Regions from separate parts of the Homo sapiens genome. Here region 2 is linked to region 1. A link is a contact called in ENCODE Hi-C or POLR2A ChIA-PET data. All regions are on one chromosome and are shown on one strand. Each heading gives the region's core, a stretch centred on a gene start or an enhancer-like site at or near the end of the contact. The rest is flanking DNA. Distances are from core to core; before and after follow the strand shown.

Region 1 (2,700 bases), core at 175-2,674:
ATTTCTTTAGCAATTCCCTTTTATGTTCCAGGTTCTGTGTGAAGTGCTTTAGGTAGACACTATCTCATTTGCGCTTCACAAAGGCCTACACGGTAGGTATTATCAACATTTTACAGATGAGAAAACTGAGACTCTACAAGGTTAAGTAATTAGACTACCATCACATAGCTAATAAGATCATTTAATGATTATTGCACTAGACAGTTCTGTTACAGACTGACAAATTAGAACTAAATTTAAATATCTCAGAATGCATCATCAGCTCACTATGAAATAATACATTTTCATTCTTAGAAGCTCATGAGCTGCTAGATTGCTTTATAGTTTCTGTGAAAAAAAAAAAAACAAAAAAACAACAACAACTGAAAATAATAGGCCCTTTAGTAATAGTTTCCCAAATGTCCAGGAATCATACTACCTTCCCCAGTAACACTGATGTATCTTGATGTTTTGCTGTTGTTGCCAACCTTAGTAGAAATTCAGCAAAATCTTTAAATAATAATTTCATATTGTTTTATACAAAGTTATATTTAGCCCAGGAGAATTAATCCCACAAACGATCTGAAAATTTCTGACAGCAGATTTTAGACCCGTTTTTTTTCTTAGCACACCTTTAGCATTATCCAAATTTTCAATACAGATGTTGCAGTGGACAGGACTGAAAATAGAAGCTGTTTTTCCTCTAACAGATAAATACCCTGTTCCAACAAAGAGGTATAAAATGTAGGTGCAACTGTTCAAGGAGTTGCAATACACAACAGTATAATGGCCTTGCCTACATTCACCAACTTATCCATATGGATGCTCAAGGGGTATCCACATGCACACCTCTCTTTGGGCCTCAACTACAGACAATATACACTCCTATCACAGCACCTGTATACCCTGCCTCTGCATGCAGTTGTTTATCTCCCTTGCCCTCTCCCAAAATTAAGCTTCTCCTAAGATATATATGACACACATAAATCTTTGCATACTCAAGCCCAGCAGAGTACCTGGACCAGAGCACGTGCTAAATACAAGTTTGTAAAAATCAATGAGACTTCTTCTGAGTATTATTTTGGTATTTTCCAGATCTAATAGTTAATGTAGGCTGGGTACAGTGGCTCATGCCTGTAATCTCAGCACTTTGGGAGGCCAGGGCGGGTGGATCACTTGAGGTCAGGAGTTTGAGAGCAGCCTGGCCAACATGGTGAAACCCCGTCTCCACTAAAAGTACACAAAAAAAATTTAGCTGGGCGTGGTAGCGTGTGCCTGTAGTCCTAGATACTCGGGAGGCTGAGGTAGAGAATCGCTTTAACCTGGGAGGCAGAGGCTGCAGAGAGTCAAGATTGTGCCACTGCATTCCAGCCTAGGTGACAAAGCGAGACTCCGTCTCCCGTCTCCAAAAAAAAAAAAAAAGTTAATGTAGCAAACTGAAATTTTAACCTACCAACTAGTAAAACACCTATTTTAGGTGAAAGATCTAGAAAGGAAAGAAAATAAACAAACTTGTAGGTAGCTAGGTGACTCATTAGAGAATGAGAAACATACTTGTGACTCATCAGCTACCAATAAATCATTTAACCACAATGACTAATATAAAGAAAAATAAAATAAAATATATATGTATACACATAATGGTACTAAAAAAGGCTTATTTTCAGAATCAGAATACCTCTATGTTTGGGGAGAGTGGGAAGTATTATATAAGCACAAACAGCGATATATAAATTTTAACTTTAAAACTACTTTTCACATTAATTGTAGTCCTTTATAGTGGGCACTGTAACTTTAAACTTTAAAAACTTGTGTTTACACTCACTGTCCTCTCTAACAGTCAATACAAAAAGGCCTCCAGGACTTCCTTTAAAAAAAAACTGGCTTTATAACACTTAACCAAAACTAACACAAACTACTCTGTTAATTACTTTAAAATGGCACACATACAAAAAAATTTTTTTTAAAAGAATAAAGGGATAATATCTCAACTTCAGGATCAACTATTAAATATTAGATAAGATGGGGATCCAGAAATACAGGCCTGGATAGATGGGTATTGCATCTTCCTGCTTCTAGACAAATTTCATTTAAAAACCTCAAACCATTTCAGATATATAATTAAGAACCTGTTCCTAGAACCTCTAGGGAATTAGATGTGCCAACCTTCCTATGTAACTCATTCAATTGCTTCATTTTTATATGCATTCATCCATGAGAAAATTGATCTTTCCAACAAATTGATTAAAATAATGTGTGAAGAGTCCTGTGGCACTTAAATCCAATTAGTGAATCAACTTTTTAGATTACTCTATTGATGAATTGGATATTCCTAAGACAGACAATTTGAGGCAAAATAGTTGGCTCCGTATTAAATTCCAATGTTTCTTTTAAGGAAAATACTCCAAAGCTAGAAACTGCTAGTAGTATTGTCTAGCCAGTAAGGCAAAAGATAAGCACTTCAGATTTAATATCTAAAGTAAATGCTAAGATCGTTATCTACTTAAGATATTAAAAGTGACCTCATATTTTGCCTTTTAAATGATTAAGAAACCCCAGCTGGAACTATCTGATTTGATATTTTTAATAGCACAGTCCTTGCTTTTTTCCACCTGGTATATGGCCAGAGGGAATAGAGTTAAATATAGGGCTTCATGGAATTAACATATAAACACCATTGTTTCTCCCACTTTGTTGTGTATGAGTTCACATGCTTTAATG
Region 2 (2,815 bases), core at 21-2,520, 260 kb after region 1:
TTCCCATTCTTCTACCCTTTCCCCAGACTGCATTCTAAGTAGTGCATTTTAATCTTCAAACTCTAAAATTTCATGAGAGATTACTTTGCAGTTTATAGTACCCAGTGTCACAGTTAAACAATTCCATCTTGCTTACAAGGAACATTTTGATACTTAAATAAGATTACTGCGTTTCAACGATGAACTTAAATTGTCTTTTTCCAGGTGCTTTCTACATCTGACCTCTCTCAACCAAATTAATGACAAAATAATGACTAAGATTTCGTGAGCATTTTCCACATCCCAGGCCTGTTCTAAGTGTTTAACATGTATTAATTAATTTAATCCTCAGCAGCCCAACCATGTAGGCAATATTATTATCCTCATTTACAATTGAGGAAACAGGCTCCAAAAGCCGTTGGGTTACACAGCTAGTCAATGTAACGTTGGGACTTAAACCCTGACATTAACTATGGATTGTCTGCTACTATGAAATCTTCATGAAGGAGGTTCTGAATTTGGACTGAGGTCCAGGGAGGTTTCCCTAGTGGAGGAGCTGAGCATGGTAGGACTCACTCTGATGCTGAGTAGGAATGAAGAACAGGCCTTAGCAGATGCTCCAGCCCACGAGGGAGGAGGCTCCTTAGGGTCGCACACCCTTTGCAGCTGTCCCAGGAGCTACCAGAAAGGCTTGGTCAACAGAGGGGACTCTTCTGTGCGAACAGCCTCAACCACTAACACACTGTTTCACCTCAGCAGCCCTGCTCAACTCCCAGCAGGCCTTGTTTAAACAGGCAGCTTGTAGCAGCTGGGGTTGGCTCAGTGGAACGTGTGGGCAGCCAAGGATGCCCCGAGTGCAGGTGCCTGTCTCTGAATGTGCAATCATGCAAATCCGAGGACCCAGACTGATGTGAATTGAAAGCCTGGTGTTCACTTCCAATAAACTCAACTGTCTATCGCCAGAGCAACACAGGCTTCCAGTCTTCAAGTCATCAATACAAATGAGCATTTCTGGTGTTAGAGGAAAAAAGTGTGGGGTGAATCCCAATCAGAGCTTGCTCCCTTTCAGGCAAGCAGCATCTGGAAAAGGCTTTGGAGGGGCAAATACCTTTCCTAGAAGTAATTTTCACAGGAACTGTTCAGGACACAGGAGGCATTGCAGGAGGAAGGAGCAAGGGAAATCACACCATGTAGTCATAGGGTCTTGAAAATCACCTTATCCTCTCTGCTTGTTTTACAGAGGAGTTAAGAGAAAGTCAGAGAAGTTAAGGGACTTGCCCAAGGGCACCTAGCTCATCAGTGGGCTGCTCCTCCTTATCTTGAGTCCCGATTTCCTTTTAGACACTCCACCCACCAGGCTGTTTCTCTAGTTCACTGCTTTGAGCACCAGGTCACAAGTGAGCACACATACCAACAGCTCTCCTCCTGAAACCATCGAGGGAGGCGAGTGATAGCAAACTTTGTTTAGTGCAAAGAATGGAAAAGGCTGCTTGAAGCACAGAAAAAGGGAAGTCAGAGCAGGCTGTGGCGCAGATGTCTGGGCATTGCTGTGGGGACAGAGTAGTTCACAAGACACAAGGCTTGTCAGCCTCTCTTCTGAACCTCTGCGCCCAAGGATTCTCAAGGAGCATTCAGATTAGATTTTAACTATGGATGCTGTGGTTGCCGGTAATAGAACAGCTAATAAAAAGCAAAGCTGGGGTGTCATCACCCTATCAGCAGATCAACAGTCTCTTCTTTGGTCCATAGGGCTGACCATGCAGCCTTATAGCCCAGAGGCCCTGTTACATAATCTTTCCACAACTCCCCTCTGTTCCTCACTGCACTGCCCTGGCCTTCAAAGTCCATATAAGTGCTGTAGAGATAAGCCTCATTAGCCTCACAACTTGCAGTAAGTGCCAAGATCATGTTATTCAGATGCCACTGAGGCCAGTGCAAAGGGAGCTAATTAAATGGTACGGGCTTTCTAGCTCTGAATCATCAGTTCAGGTGGTTACCTTTAATGCTATCTTCAAGCTCACCTTCTAGGCTGGTCTATGTGCCTAAGCTCCCACACCATGCCTCCAAGCCAGGAAAACCAGCAAGGAAGCTCTTCTGGTACCAAATGGGGGTTACACAACTGGTATTTTTTCACCCCCATTCCTACCTTGAGGAGAAATGGTAAGTTCTGTTGGGCAGATACACGTAGGCAATTGAGGTTCTGTGAGAATGAACACCTCACATTTTAAAGTTCAAAGACTAGAAAGAATGAATGGAAAGTGAGTATGCATTTTCCATTTTAACCCAGAGCAGCCCACAAACACATTAGGATTTCAGTTTTAGGGGGAAATTGACCTGCCAACCCCAGTTCCTGAGGGAGGCAATCTGATTGGCTGTCCGTGGGTCAGGTGTCCATAGTTGGTCTAACCACCAGAAGGGCTATTGGAAGCCCAACCATGTGAACTGTGTTGGGAAGAAAAGGGGGTTGTGGCGAGCTCAGCAGACACCGGAGAGATGTCTACTCCCAATGTCTAATTAAATATTCAGGCTAAATGGCCTTTCTGTCACCAGTTAGTCTATTTGAGTTTGGGCCAGTTTTCCCAAGGCAGAACCACCATTTCATTCCAGAGTGGAATCCAGGCTCTTTGGAATAGACAGAGGGAACAGGGTACTTAAAACCATCTCCTTACAACTCAGGCTTGTAGGCTTTGATCAAATCCTTTTGTTTCACAGATGAGGAAACAGGTTCAGAGAAAAGACATGAACCTGCTCAAGGTCAGCCTACCCACCTGTAAAAGGCACTTTGTAAAGTGAAGGGACTTGGAGGGCCACCTTGTTAAATCCTTCACCAGCCATC

What was found. A loop is a pair of places that touch in the nucleus more often than their neighbours do. ChIA-PET counts read pairs that join two places held with the same protein, here RNA polymerase II (POLR2A). Pooled maps may share reads with other maps.
Region 2: a pooled map shows a loop between it and region 1 (2.5-fold over the local background). The contact joins two enhancer-like sites. A Hi-C loop is called at or near these places in 3 of 37 single-sample maps with no recorded cell type and 6 of 50 pooled maps. POLR2A ChIA-PET finds 5 or more read pairs at or near these places in 3 of 52 experiments (activated B cell, activated CD4-positive, alpha-beta T cell and activated T-cell).

The regions. Positions count from the first base shown.
Region 1 is chr2:135,947,492-135,950,191 of GRCh38, forward strand. The region is part of intron 4 of DARS1 (aspartyl-tRNA synthetase 1); the gene reads right to left. Among named protein-coding and RNA genes, the nearest start is that of DARS1-AS1, 36 kb to the right of the region's middle. Within about 2 kb of position 1,425, at least 7 of the 41 ENCODE cell types and tissues checked have a DNase peak (open chromatin) inside an H3K27ac peak, as active enhancers do.
Region 2 is chr2:136,206,046-136,208,860 of GRCh38, forward strand. No RefSeq gene overlaps it. Among named protein-coding and RNA genes, the nearest start is that of CXCR4, 89 kb to the left of the region's middle. Within about 2 kb of position 1,271, at least 7 of the 41 ENCODE cell types and tissues checked have a DNase peak (open chromatin) inside an H3K27ac peak, as active enhancers do.